Regions from separate parts of the Homo sapiens genome. Here all the other regions are linked to region 1. Evidence: chromatin contacts called from ENCODE Hi-C data. All regions are on one chromosome and are shown on one strand. The core of a region is the stretch at or near the end of the contact, and the rest is flanking DNA. Distances in the headings are between cores, read along the strand shown.

Region 1 (4,200 bases), core at 17-2,516:
ATTCTGCCTCTACTGCAACTCCACAGGCCGAAAACCTGAAGTGACAGTTGGGGCTGGAACCGTGGTCTGTCTGAACTGTTCCCCTGTCCGTCCCTTATGCTCCTCCTGGGGTCTGTCGGCAGGAAACATGATGCTGGGAGCATAGCAGGAACAGCAGGCCGCCGGGTCACACTGCTGTGGGGCCCCTGGACTCACCTACGATGCAGAAGGTGGCAGCAAACGCTTCCACGCAGGAAAGTCTGTAGGGCCGGCCATAGTTCACGGGGTTGGCGGCCACCAGGTAGGGCAACAGGCGCAAGTGGCTCCCTCGCATCTTCCCAAACGGTGTCTCGTCCAGCCTGGCCCAGGAGCAGTCGATGACGGCGACCCCAGACTGCGCCACCAGCTGTCTGCCAGGGACAGCATGGGATAAGTTCAGGAGCCAGCACTACCCAAGGTGGAGCATGCCCCGGAGAATGGCCTAGCTAAGGGATTCAGGGACATCATTCCGCCATCCCCAAACACCCTCAAACGGACTTCACGAGCAAGCTTTTGAGGCAGCTGCTTGGGGCACCTGGAGCATGTGTTTATTCACTCAACAAACGTTTATTACCCCAAAACCTCCTTTATCCCAGGCTCTGCGCTACGCAACGGAGGCAAACTAGACAGACGTTCCCTGCCCACGTGGGTGTGGATGTGGGTGCGACATACAAGTGCCACTAAACCATCCCTGAAGGGAACCACGCGCTGGAAATGAAGACGACCTCGGGCAGGCCTCCCGCGCCTACCTGTCTGCGGGGGACGCGTACTGCTTGCCCACGGGGCTCAGCACCAGACCGCCGAATCTGTGGCCCAGGCGCAGGCAGCGCACCAGCCCCAGGCGGGCCAGCTTGCGGCCCGTGCAGCGCCGGGGGTCGCAGTGGCCCAACTCCCACATGGCCAGCGTGCAGGGCAGCGCCGCCGGGCCCGGGCCGCCCTCGCCGTCAGCCGCCCCTGGCTCCACGGAAGCTGCACGAGAGAGAGAAGGGCACTCGGCCTCAGCGTGGGACCCCCGGGCAGGCCCTCAAACCCTGACCCGCTCTCCCCATCACGCCTCGCTCACCCTGCAGCGCGGCGCCGACCTCCTCGGCGAAGGCCTCCAGGGAGCGCGTCGGGAGGTGCCGAGGGCGGCCGCCTTCCGCCCCCGGCCCGCGCGCTGCCCTCCTGCGGCCCATGGCGCGGACCTGGGGTGCCGGGGACTCCCCACCCCACGGCCGCGCCCCTCGGCCTCCCAATGGGCTGTGCGGCTGCCAGCGCTTGCGCCGGACGCCACTTCCGGTCCCCGTGGTCACGTGACCGTCACTTCACGTGACCGCGCGGCGGCCGCTGCGGCGCGATGGCGGCGGGGCTGGCGCGGCTCCTGTTGCTCCTCGGGCTCTCGGCCGGCGGTGAGTGGCCCGGCCGTCCGCGTCCCCAGGCCCCGCGCGCGCTCTGCACCCCGGCCTCCCCGCTCACGGTCTCGCTCCCCGTAGGGCCCGCGCCGGCAGGTGCAGCGAAGATGAAGGTGGTGGAGGAGCCCAACGCGTTTGGGTGAGCAGCCTCGCGGGCTGGCGGCTCGAGCGGGGGACGGCCCGGGCCCGTTCCCCGCTGACCTTGCCGCTTCCCGTAGGGTGAACAACCCGTTCTTGCCTCAGGCCAGTCGCCTCCAGGCCAAGAGGGATCCTTCACCCGTGTCTGGTGAGTGAGGAGCGCTGTTGGCCGGCGCGGGGGTGGCCGCGGGGAGCAGCAACAGTGGAGGATGGATGAGTGACCCTGAGAGTTACGGCCCGGAGTCTAAAGCATTGGTTTGTCAGCCTTCTAAAATTAATGTGGAAGTACGAGAGAATATACCAGAACGTTCTTGTAGCGAATTAAATTATCTCCAGACTTAGTCCTTCCTTTCCTTTCCGAGAGGTAACTGCTGTTAATAGTCTGGTGACTTTGCAGACGCGTTTCTGTGCTTTTACGTGCGTGTCTATGCAACTGGAAAACGTATAGTTTTTGTAATCTAATCGCTTTTTTAAAAAATCATGCTGCGCGAGTATTTGGCTGATTTGTCGTTGTCACTCGCTGTATCTCTCGGGACGCTTCATGGTGATGATATAGGTCTTCGTTCTTTCTCTTGGTGCTCAGCACGCGATAGGATGGCACTGCACTCCCCGATTGTATTTAGGTTCTTGCCATTTTTTTGGCCATTAGAAATAGTTCTGTGGAGAACATGCTGTGTAGGTGCTTTGGTTTGCCCTCAGGTGAGCGGTTTCCCAGTGCAGGATTCCAGAAGTGGAATTGGTGGGTCATGAGTATATATATCATTTAAACGCTGAATGAGTATTAAATATAATAGACAAAAATCCAAGAATTTTTTTTTTTTTTTTTTTGAGACAAGAGTCTCGCTCTGTCGCCCAGGCTGGAGTGCAGTGGCACGATCTCGGCTCACTGCAACCTCCGCCTCCCAGGTTCAAGCGATCCTCATGCCTCAGCCTCCCGAGTAGCTGGGATCACAGGCATGCATCACCATCACGCCCAGCAAATTTTTGTATTTTTAGTAGAGATAGGGTTTATTTCACCGTATTGACCAGGCGGGTCTCGAACTCCTGACCTCAAGTGATCCGCCCATCTCGGCCTCCAAAAGTGCTGGGATTATAGGCGTGAGCCACCGCGCCCAGCTTTAGTAATTTTATTATCGAATACCTTTATGTGTTAGGGTCTGTGCTGGGGTTGCAGAAACGAACACAGATATACCAATGCTTGTCCTCATGGAGCTGACAGTCTAATGGGGAGGGATGGAGGAACAGGCACTGAGCCTGTAGAATTAGATAAAATACATAGAATGGCCAATGATGAAAAATGCCATGTAGATGTGTGAAGCAGAGGAGGGAGTGTGTGTATGTGTGTTAGAGTATTGTTTGGGGGATCGCTTTTTTTATTTTTTAGAGACGGGGTCTTGCTCTCTCACTCGGGCTGGAGTGCAGTAGTGCAATCATAGCTCACTGCATCCTTGAACTCCTGGGCTGAAGCAATCCACCAACCTCAGCTTCCTGAGTAGCTGGGACTACAGGTGCACGCCACCATGCCCGGCAAATGTTAAGTGTTCTTGTAGAGATGGAAGTCTCACTATGTTGCCCAGGCTGGCCCCAAACTCCCAGCGTCAAGCAATCCTCCTGTCTTGGTGGGGATTGCTTTAAATAGGGTGCTGAGGAAAAGTCTAAGAAGTGACATTTCAGCCAAAAGCTAAAGGAGAAAAGGGAGTAAAGCTGTGGCTATTTGGGGAAAGGGATCCAGGAAAGGGAGTGGCCAAAGGCCTTGAGCAGGACAGCCAGGGCCAGAGGGGATTCAGCTGGGGTAGCCACAGATCAGAGATAAAGGGGATCAGATGGTGCCGCACCGTGTTGGTAGGTTTGGTGGACTTTGACTCCAAACACATCTTTTTAAGTTTTTTGTTGTGTGGCTGGGCGTGATGGCGCACCTGGGGTTAGGCTCACTTCCCTGCGGCTCAGAAGCCATGGGATGGTGGCTTCCCAGGGCCTGAAGTGCTGGAGTCGGGCCACCACCTATCCCAAGAAGCTGGGGAGGAGGCAGGCCACTGTGTAACAGCGCAGTTCCCGACCGAACCCCTTCCAGTAGGAGAGAGGCAGCCTTGGCTAATGGGACCACGTCTTTTTGGAGGTGAGAGTCCTGGAAAGAAAACAGAATATGCTGGTCGTGGTGGTGCGTGCATGTTGCTCGGGAGCCTGAGGTGTGACGATCGCTTGAGGTCAGGAGTTCGAGACCAGCCTGGCCAACATGGTGAAACCCCGTCTCTACTAAAAAAAACCACAAAAACAAAAGTTAGCCGGGCATAGTGGTATCCTCCTGTAATCCCAGCTGCTTGGGAGGCCGAGGCTGGAGAATTGCTTGAATCCAGGAGGCGGAGGCTGCGGTGAGCTGAGATCATGCCCCTGCACTCCAGCCTGGGTGACAGAGCAAGACTTCGTCTCAAAAAAAAAAAAAAAAAAAAAAAACCCATAAAAATTTAGAAAAGAATACCTCTTCTAGTTTTCCCACCCCCATCCCCACATCAGGGCCAGTCAGGTTCACATGTGCATTTGGTTCATTATGTGTCTTTAGTGTTTTAATTTGGAACAGTTCTCTTCCCACCTTTGGATGTAAGTGGCACATTTGTTTCCCAGTTTCCTGATCTTTTTGTTTTGTTGATGGTGTTTT
Region 2 (4,432 bases), core at 1,919-4,418, 540 kb before region 1:
CAACGGAAAACTTCAAGGGATGGGGTGGGGGGAGGGGGGAGGGATAGCATTAGGGGATATACCTGATGTTAAAAGACGAGTAAATGGGTGCAGCACACCAACATGGCACATGTATACATATGTAACAAAGCTGCACGTTGTGCACATGTACCCTAAAACTTAAAGTATAATAAAAAAAAAAAACAACTTCAAGGGAGTCCCGGGTGCGTGGCTGTCATCCACACCTGACCTCCATTGTGTAGTCAGGGGCCTGCTGGGGGCTTGGCCGTAGCCACGCTCGCGCTGCAGCCTCGGGGTAGCGTGCCTGCCTTAGCTCGGTTTACTCTGAACAGCTGCAGGTCAGTGCGTGGTTACAGTCGCCGGAGGTTTCCTACTTAAGAGACGCCCGTCTCCTGAAAAGCTAGGTATGTCTTTGCTAACCAGAAGCATGGCCTGAGGCAGGAGGTCCTGGAAGGACAGAAGCAGGCTGGGCGGTGGATCCCCACAGGCTCGGACGCCCTAGCTCCTGGCCTGAGGACTGGAGGTCAGTGTGTCACCAGGAGCAATGCCAGCTGGGCTCCCGGGGATGGGGTGCTGCCCCCATTCGGAACTTGAGTGTGTTTAAGGGGAACCGACGGGCAAAATAACAGCCTGCTGGGTTCAGAGGCCCCCACTGCCGGCTCCACCAAATTACGCTCTTCCAAGAGTACCAGCTCAGAAGTCGCAGATTTTCCAAAAGAGAGACACATTTGCTCAGCCGAGGGTGGTGGGAGGCCTTGAGGCGAGACCTTTCCAAGGTCTGTGGGGGAAGGGAAGGGAGAGTGAGTCGCGCCTTCTGCCCCAGGCCACCCTCCGGTGTGTCGTGGTCCCTGGGGCGGCTTTCCTAGGAGCCCGTGATCCGCAGGGTGGTGGCCAGAGCCGTGCAGCAGCCTGACAGGGCTTCTGGCTTTGGGAGAGTCCCTGCCCACACAGACGGACACTTGCTTTGGGATGACTAGGCTGGGTGCAGTGGCTCACACCTGTCATTCCAGCACTTTGGGAAGCTGAGGCTAGAGGATCCCTTGAGCCTGGAAGGTGGAGGCTGCAGTGAACTGTGATCATGCCACAGCTCACAACAGGGAGACCTTGTCTCAAAAAAAAAAAGGGATGACAAAGGTCCCGTGATTTTGCCTAAGGACACCTAGAAGTTAAGACGGTGTGTTCTGGCCTCTGGCTGTCCCCACGGCTTCATTCAAACATCCCGGGCTGGGTGGCCACCACTGTAAGTGCATCAGGGCCCAAGGACCCGCCTGTACCTCTAACCACAGGACATGCTGTGAATCCAGGTTGGCCTCTAAGACCCTGGATGGGTCACGCCACAGCCCATCAGGGATCCTGGGACCCCCAGTGCAGGGGATGGCCCTGCTGCTGCTTCCGGGGCTAGGGAAACCACAGAATGTCCAGTCTTCCAAATCTGATTGGCAAATGGGTTTGGCAGAGCCTAGCCAGATGCTAGGATGGCCCGAACTGACCAGAAGCCCCCGTGCAGAGGTGGCTGCTGGGGACAGCCAGGTCACCCCAACACGGGTGGGGCAGCTGCACACCCCACTTACCACCCCATGGGTCACAGGCCTCGAACGTGCATCCTGCTACGTGGAGACCAGACCACAGGTGGCCAAGCTCCGTCTCGGGAAATAAGCCTGGGGCCCTGGGCGGCCGGCACTCACTTCCTGGCTATCTCTACCACCCCATGGGGCAGGAAGACACCCGCCTGCATTTCTGAGCTCCCAACCAGCTCAGGAACAGCGCAGCCGCTCGCAAATGCAGTGTGCGAGGTACAGACCGTTCCAGGGCCTGGCCTGCGCCCACAGGGAACTCCTGCCATGCGGGCCCCTTCTCACAAGGGGACACCGCCCACCCCCAACCCCTGGGGCCCAGAGCAGCCCCAGAACAGACACAAGCATCCCAAAAAGGGGGTCACTGGGGTAGATGCACACATCTGGGGACCCTGTGTGTCATCCCAAGTGGGCCATAGCCCTGGGCATCTGGTCTTAGGTCCCAGGGCTTTGCCAGCAGAAGCCTCCAGGTGTGCAGGGTCTGTGCTAGAGGCCTCCAACCGGCCACCATGGGCTGTCCACCCGTGTGGCAGCACCCGGGTCCCTGCAGCGCCTGAGACTCCTCGCACTCAGTGGACAGCAGAGCGCCCCTGAGCAGCCTCGGTATCTGCAGATGCACAAGGCTGGCTGGGGCAGAAGCAGGGGAGGGAGGGGCTCTGAGGAAGGCGCCTGCGTCCCCACAGATCAATCACTTGATGTTTGACATGACCTGCAAACGTTTTATTTGCAAAATACAGAGAGTAGACGACAGGAAGTAGCGGCTTACACCTGTAATCCCAGCACTTATGGAGGCCAAGGCGGGAGGATCCCTTGAGCTCAGGAGTTGGAGACCAGCCTGGACAACAAAGTGAGACCCTGTCTCTACAAAAAAATACAAAAATTAGCTGGGTGTGGTGGTGCGCACCTGTGGTCCCAGCTATTGGAGAGGCTGAGGTGGGAGGATTGCTTGAGCCTGGGAGGTGGAAGCTGCAGTGAGCTGAGATAATGTCACTGCACTCCAGCCTGGGCAACAGAGTGAGACTCTGTCTCAAAAAAAGTTGAGGCCGGGCATGGTGGCTCACATATGTAATCCCAGCACTTTGGGAGGCCAAAGTGGGCAGACCACCTGGCCAACATGGTGGAAACCTGTCTCTACTAAAAATACAAAAATTAGCCAGGGGTGGTGGCCTGCGCGCCTGTAGTCCCAGTTACTCGGGAGGCTGAGGCAGGAGAATCACTTGAACCCAGGAGGTGGAGGTTGCAGTGAGCCGAGATCATGCCATTGCACTCCAGCCTGGGCAACAGAGGGAGACTCCATCTCAAAAAAAAAAAAAAAAAAAAAAAAAAAATGTTTGGGCCGGGGGCGGTGGCTCACGCCTGCAATCTCAGCACTTTGGGAGGCGGAGGCAGGCGGATCACGAGGTCAGGAGGTTGAGACCATCCTGGCCAACACGGTGAAACCCTGTCTCTACTAAAAAAAATATACAAAAAAATTAGCCAGGTGTGGTGGCGGGCGCCTCTAGTCCCAGGTACTCGGGAGGCTGAGGCAGGAGAATGGCGAGAACCCGGGAGGCGGAGCTTGCAGTGAGCCGTGATCGCGCCGCTACACTCCAGCTTGGGTGACAGAGCGAGACTCCGTCTCAAAAAACAAAACAAAACAAAACAAAACAAAAACAAGTTTGGAGCCACGCGGCCACAAGCCTCTTAAGGACGCCTGGAGCTCCCAGAGCCCCCAGGAGCTCAAAGAGGCAGGAAGGGTCCTCCCTATAGCCTCTGGAGGGATCGTGGCCCCCATTACCTTTTCAAAATGTCACCTCTCCCCGCGGTGTGACCCTCGAAAGCTAGACGTGCCCAGGAGGCAGCAGCCCAGGCCCCGCACCTTCCCTCCCGCTCCCTCTGGCCGCCGGGCCTCAGCCAGCGCTGCTCCCTGACCCGCCTGTGCCCTCGCCAGGGCCCCTCGCCGCCGCCTCCTGCCGCCTCCCGATATGGCCAAACACCCGGGCGCGAGCCCCGCGTGCAGGCGCCGGGCCTGGGCCCCTGTGGCCGTCCCGCCAGCGGCCGTCTTCTGTCCCTGCATTTAGAGAAGGGGGATGGCAAAGGGACCCGCCAGCGGATCCCTCTTACAGGTGGGGAAACTGAGGTAAGACGGTCAGGGCTGGCCCCAGGGCGTGGCGGGCCCTCGGGGCAGTCGCCCAGACCACCCGGACGGCCCCGCTCGCAGCCTTCGCCCGCCCCGGCCAACTTTTCAACCGACCGTCGCGCGCCGTTTACTTCCGCCTTGGGAGATAATTTCCGGGTCCCGGCAGGAAAGGGTCAGCCGCGCACGGTGGCCGCCCGCGTGACGTCAGCGCTCGTCGCAGCCATCTTGGCTCCTGGCAGCGGCTGCCCAGGCCTCGGTCGTGGGCTGGGCGGCCATGTTGGAGTCGGGCAGGGCTCTCATATCCGGTCACTCTCCACTGGCGATGATCGATTGCATTTGACGGACGCGACGCTGGTCGAGAGTCGCTCGCGTTGCTCGACGTTTTCTGCAACTCCAGGACCGTAAAATATCTCGAAGACGGCGAAAGTCGCAGACCCCTGCAGAATCAGATGATCCAGAAGGATGCCCGCTGTCTTTTTGGTCCATTTCAGTTGTAAACCAAGAAGTAGCCGGGACAGGCCTCGGTGGGCTTCGGAGCGTGGCTCGGCAAGGTCGAGGTCGCGCCTGGGGGGACAGGTCGATGCCTTTCTCCAGAGATGGTTTTGAGGCCTCCGTATTTAAAGGGGGAAAGCGGGCTGCGGGGTAAGGAAGGCTCCGGTCCTGTTTCTGAGCCCACGGTGGGAAGAGAAAAGGAGGGGCGGGGGGTGGGGGGCTGGGGTCGCCGATGATGCGTCCGCAA
Region 3 (4,354 bases), core at 803-3,302, 720 kb before region 1:
CCCTGCATCCCCAACCAGCTCCATCCTGCCTCAGCAGCTGTCTCGGCCCCAATCCCACTGCCCGAGCTCCAGCAGCAAGGATCAGGACGTCCCAAGCCCTTGACCCCACAGGAGACCCCGTCTCCCACCCAACCTCACAAGGTGCTCCTAGGAGGAGGTGGGGCAGACACCAGCAAGCCGGCAGCAGGACATGCTTTATTCTGAGCAGGCTGGGCCCTTCGGCCAGCGGCTGAGAGCACAGACTGGGTGGGGCTGTCGTCCACAAGGTCCGGCCTAGGGAGGCAGGGTTCGTGCCTCACAGAGCCTCCGGCAGGGATGCAGGTGTGCGGGGGTGAAGGAGGGGCTTAGTTTTTCCGGAAGATCAGGCATTTGTTGTTGGCTGGCATGTCCACCTGGAGAAACACTTTGCTGGAGGACGGCCCTCAACCCCTAGAGAGGTTGCCTGGGCCCCCGCTCCCCCACCTACCATCCTCTCCAGGAGCAGGCCACTGGCCTTTCCCAGGTCCTCCAGGAGGGCTGTGTCCCGAAGCCCCCATTCTGGGTTCCTGCAGAGGGTGGGGAGATGGAGTCATGGCCTGGGGGGTGCCACCCAAGCCACCTGCCACCTGAGCCAGACCCCCCGCCTCTAGCTCTGACCTGCATCTGAGCATCAGGTCAAAGTCCACGTTGCTCTGGGGGGAGATCTTCCCATTGATGGCATAGGGCTGTGGGCATGGGGACACAGCCCACTGGACCAAGGTCGGGGTATTTCCCAGAGAGCCTGGGACAGACTTGCAGGCTGGGGTTTGGAGAATGAAAGGGCACCCCCTCCCTGTCCCCAAGAGGGAGTCAGCCAAGGCCAGCCTGGTGGGCAAGGGGGTAGGGAGGCTGGCAGATGACCCAGGGAGGGGTACAGACTGGAAGTGGAGGGGAGGCCGTGCTGGTGGCTGGGCGGGGGGCAGGGAGCCCAGGAGGGAGGACTCTCAGCAGGGCAGGAGACAGCAGCTAGGACTGGGAGCGGGAGGCCCGCCGTGGACAGGCCCACTCACCCCGTAGGTGATGAGCAGGGCCCTGGGTTTGAGCAGGTGTCCTGCTGCTCTGAAGAGCCCCTGGTGAGTAGGAACAGGACGGCAGTGAGGTGCTGCCCCCAACAGAAGCCAGGCCCTGAGGCTGGAGACCCTCACCCCGACTGTGATGGGGGAGGCTGGAGACCCTCACCCCGACTGTGATGGGGGAGGCTGGAGACCCTCACCCCGACTGTGATGGGGGAGGCTGGAGACCCTCACCCCGACTGTGATGGGGGCAAATCTGGCATCCCAGCTGCCCCCATGCAGGGTGAGTGGTGCCACGGCAGACACCCATGCTGGGCTCCCCACAGACCTCCGTGCAGCGCAGGGGGCTGACATGGGCCATGTTGATGCAGAGCAACAGGTCCAGCGACTGTGGCAGGATCCCGCCCCAGTGCTCCCAGCCCCACGTCACGTCCAGGTGTAGCGGGGCCTTCACGTTGGTCAGGCCCTGGGCTTGCGTGGTGGCCGCGATGCTGCAGGAGGCGAACGCTTGGGTGGGGGCCGAGTCCTGTGCACCCGCCTTTCCGACGCCCCCACAGAATTTCTTAGGGGAGGCTGGGGGGCACGTTGAGGAGCGGAGACCAAAGCGGCTGGGAAGGGGGACCCCGAGGTCCACCCACTTCCGCAGCCGCGGGGGCCGCACAGCTAGGGCCTGCCCCGGGGGCACCCCCAGGCTCCCACCCCGCACCCTCAGAGCCCGAGCCGCATCCTTTTCCTCCGGGGCTGCGGGCCGTGGGCTCTTGAGGCCCCGGACCGCCGCACCGATAGAAGTGGCCGCCCCGGGGGCCGCACCTGTCCAGGCAGCGCTGGTCCACGTCCGACGGCTGCCACTCGGCCAGGGGGAAGGCCCGCGCGAAGTGCGCTGCGTGCTGGCCGGAGCCCGAGGCCACCTCGAGGACGCGGACGCCACGCTGGGCCGGATCCAGGTACTGCCGCAGCACGTGCAAGATGGGATCCTTGTTCCGCTCCGCGGCCGCCGCCACCAGCATCGCGGCAGCAACAACTCCCCGCCGCGGACGCGGCGCGGGTCGCGTCGGGGGCGGTGGCCGGGCTTCCGCGGGGCACGTCGGGAGCTGTAGTCCAGATACCGCGGGGCACGTCGGAAGCTGATAAACTACAACTCCCAGGAGCACGCGCGCCTCCTGTTAAAGGACCAGCAGTCGCCAGAGGCACGGTGGGGAGCGGCTCAGCGGTGTGTGGCGGTCCCAGGCAGGGGACTGAACGGCGAGCTTGGCTTGCTGGTTTACAGGCGCCTCAGCTCAGGCACCCTGTCGCCCATGGCCGTCCAGGGTTTTCAGGGCACCTGTGTCACTCTCCGAAATTTGTGTCAGCGCTGCGCCAGACTGGGCGCCTTCCCTTGGTTTCGGGTTTTCTCTACTTTTAAATTTCTGGCGTTAGCGAGAGTTCGATGTTCAAATGGGAAAAAAAACTAAGTGCGCCGCCCGGGAATCGAACCCGGGTCGCAAGAATGGGAATCTTGCATGATACCACTACACCAGCGGCGCTGTCTAAGACAGTTGCTGCCCGCGGAGACAAGAGACTGTGACGCGGGAAGTCCTCCGGGCGTGCGCCGCCGCTGGCGCCGGGCTCAGCGCAAGGGAGCTGGCGACTGCATAGGAGGACCCAGCTGGCGGGACCGCGAGGGTAAGAGTCTCGCGGTGCCCCCCAGTGCCGGAGGGGAAGGAGCGGGCGTGAAGGACGCGAGCTGGAGGACAGTCTCGATTCGGGCCTGAGCCGTGGAAGCCGTTGGCCTTCGTGAGCCGATGGGGGCGAGGCCCTGTCGGGGCGGGGCTGGGGAGAGGGCGGGGCTGGGCTGGGGCCCCCTGTTGGTCCGAGTTTAGGGCGGGGTTGCCGGAGGGGCGGGGCCATATCGGGGCGGGTCCGAGAGGGGAGGCGGGGCTGGGGGGCGGGACATGAGTGTGGACTGGCGGGTTGGGGCGGGGCCAGAGCGGGGTTGCGGCAGGGGCGGCAGGGGCGGCAGGGGCGGCAGGGGCGGCAGAGGGCGGGGCGGGCGGTCCCAGCCTGCAGAACTGGGCGGTCTGCGGGAGGGGCACGAATAATGCCCCAGGGTTTCTCTGTGACACTGGGGTAACAGCACCAGCTCAGGGCCCACGGATAGCGTGAGGGGTCGGTCGGTGACCCCCGAAATCAAGTCACAGGCCGCGATTTATGTGCGCCCGAGGGTTGGGGTCCCAGCCTCAGAGCCGGGCTCTTCTCCAGAAAGTGCCAAGCGCCTGGCTCTGCATTCAGGACTGGCTTAGCGCCTTTGCTGAGCCGTTTTTCACCAATGGGAACCCCATATCGCTCTGGCTAGGGCAAGGACGTTGGAAGGGGTAAACCAGGGAGGGCCAGTCACGTGGCTCAGGGTAGGAGAGTGGCTTACAGGCTGCCAGTCTGGGACTGGGAACGCGGGCCATGGGGGGCTCAGGGAGTCAGGGGTCAGGGACAACCCTGCCAGGAGATGTTGGTGTCCGCCGTGGTGGTGACTGGCCAGACCCTGCAGCAGGCTCTGCGGCCCAAGCCCACGCTTTCCTCGCCTGACTGGCCGCCTCCATCTCTCTTTCTGTGGGCTGAGCACTTTCCCTGCGCCTCCTTCAATGCGCACCCTGCCCCCAACCCCCACCTCGAGGAGAGCCCCAGGAGGAGGGACCTATGATGACCAGTGGTTCTCCTGGGGCCCATGCACCTCTCCTCACCCAGATTTCACCTGGGCTTCCCTAGGCACAGGAAAGAGGAGCCCGAGATCAGTCTCTCTGCGCCTCCCTGCTTCCCCCCTTGAATGGAGCTGCGTTCAGGAGCTGCCTACAGTGCCCAGCGCATGGCAGGTTTAGTGTTGCCTGACTTCAGATATGGCCTATTGTTGGGGCTGGATGTTTGGGCCTCGTGGCTTGACCACCAATGGCTGAAGCAAACGCTAGCTCTGCTGAGCTCTGGGCCAGCCCAGCTTGTCCTTGCCGCCTGCAGTGGGCCCCAAAGGTGGGGGGCCGCCTTCGGGAGCCTGTGTGAGCTCGGGTTATGCCCTTCCCCACATGGGGCTTCCCTCCCCAGCACCGCCCTCACTCTAACTCAGCTGGTCCTTGCTGCCAGGTCTTCCACAGGAGCATATGCCCTCAGGCTGTGCACAGGCCCCCCAGCACCCCGTCCTGCCTCCCTGGCCTGTGTGAGTGATTGCGCTGAAGGCCACTGGGAGAAGCCAGGGCAGGACGCAGGCTGCACAGATGACGGGGATCACACTGGCCTTCCTTGAAGGACACGATGCCCGATGCTGGTGGGGGGAGGGCAGAGCCAGGTGGGGGGAGGGGAAC

What was found. Hi-C counts contacts between places; a loop is a spot of excess contacts on that map. Pooled maps may share reads with other maps.
Region 2: a loop to region 1 is called in a pooled map, with 16 times the contacts of the local background. The contact joins the enhancer-like site here to the promoter of TSR3 in region 1. A Hi-C loop is called at or near these places in 4 of 50 pooled maps.
Region 3: a pooled map shows a loop between it and region 1 (8-fold over the local background). The contact joins the promoter of METTL26 here to the promoter of TSR3 in region 1. A Hi-C loop is called at or near these places in 1 of 37 single-sample maps with no recorded cell type and 5 of 50 pooled maps.

What each region holds. Positions count from the first base shown.
Region 1 is chr16:1,350,612-1,354,811 of GRCh38, forward strand. TSR3 (TSR3 ribosome maturation factor) reads right to left here and starts at 1,267. Exons shown (of 6, transcript NM_001001410.3): 1 at 1,082-1,267; 2 at 768-987; 3 at 196-389. The coding sequence starts at 1,193. GNPTG (N-acetylglucosamine-1-phosphate transferase subunit gamma) reads left to right here and starts at 1,320. Exons shown (of 11, transcript NM_032520.5): 1 at 1,320-1,406; 2 at 1,491-1,548; 3 at 1,628-1,695. The coding sequence starts at 1,355. RefSeq lists a silencer at 845-1,544.
Region 2 is chr16:803,968-808,399 of GRCh38, forward strand. No RefSeq gene overlaps it. Among named protein-coding and RNA genes, the nearest start is that of GNG13, 5.4 kb to the left of the region's middle. RefSeq lists enhancers at 12-555, 3,871-4,100 and a silencer at 3,581-3,790. Within about 2 kb of position 3,169, at least 33 of the 41 ENCODE cell types and tissues checked have a DNase peak (open chromatin) inside an H3K27ac peak, as active enhancers do.
Region 3 is chr16:634,253-638,606 of GRCh38, forward strand. It overlaps METTL26 (methyltransferase like 26), which reads right to left and starts at 2,053. Exons shown (of 6, transcript NM_032366.5): 1 at 1,842-2,053; 2 at 1,360-1,522; 3 at 1,029-1,088; 4 at 637-704; 5 at 467-545; 6 at 178-392. The coding sequence starts at 2,038. The coding sequence ends at 345. TRG-CCC2-2 (tRNA-Gly (anticodon CCC) 2-2) reads right to left here and starts at 2,554; the gene lies at 2,484-2,554. It overlaps LOC100287175 (a long non-coding RNA gene), which reads left to right and starts at 2,700. Exons shown (of 4, transcript NR_149003.1): 1 at 2,700-2,804; 2 at 3,771-3,874. RefSeq lists enhancers at 993-1,652, 3,083-3,857 and silencers at 1,715-1,894, 1,945-2,064.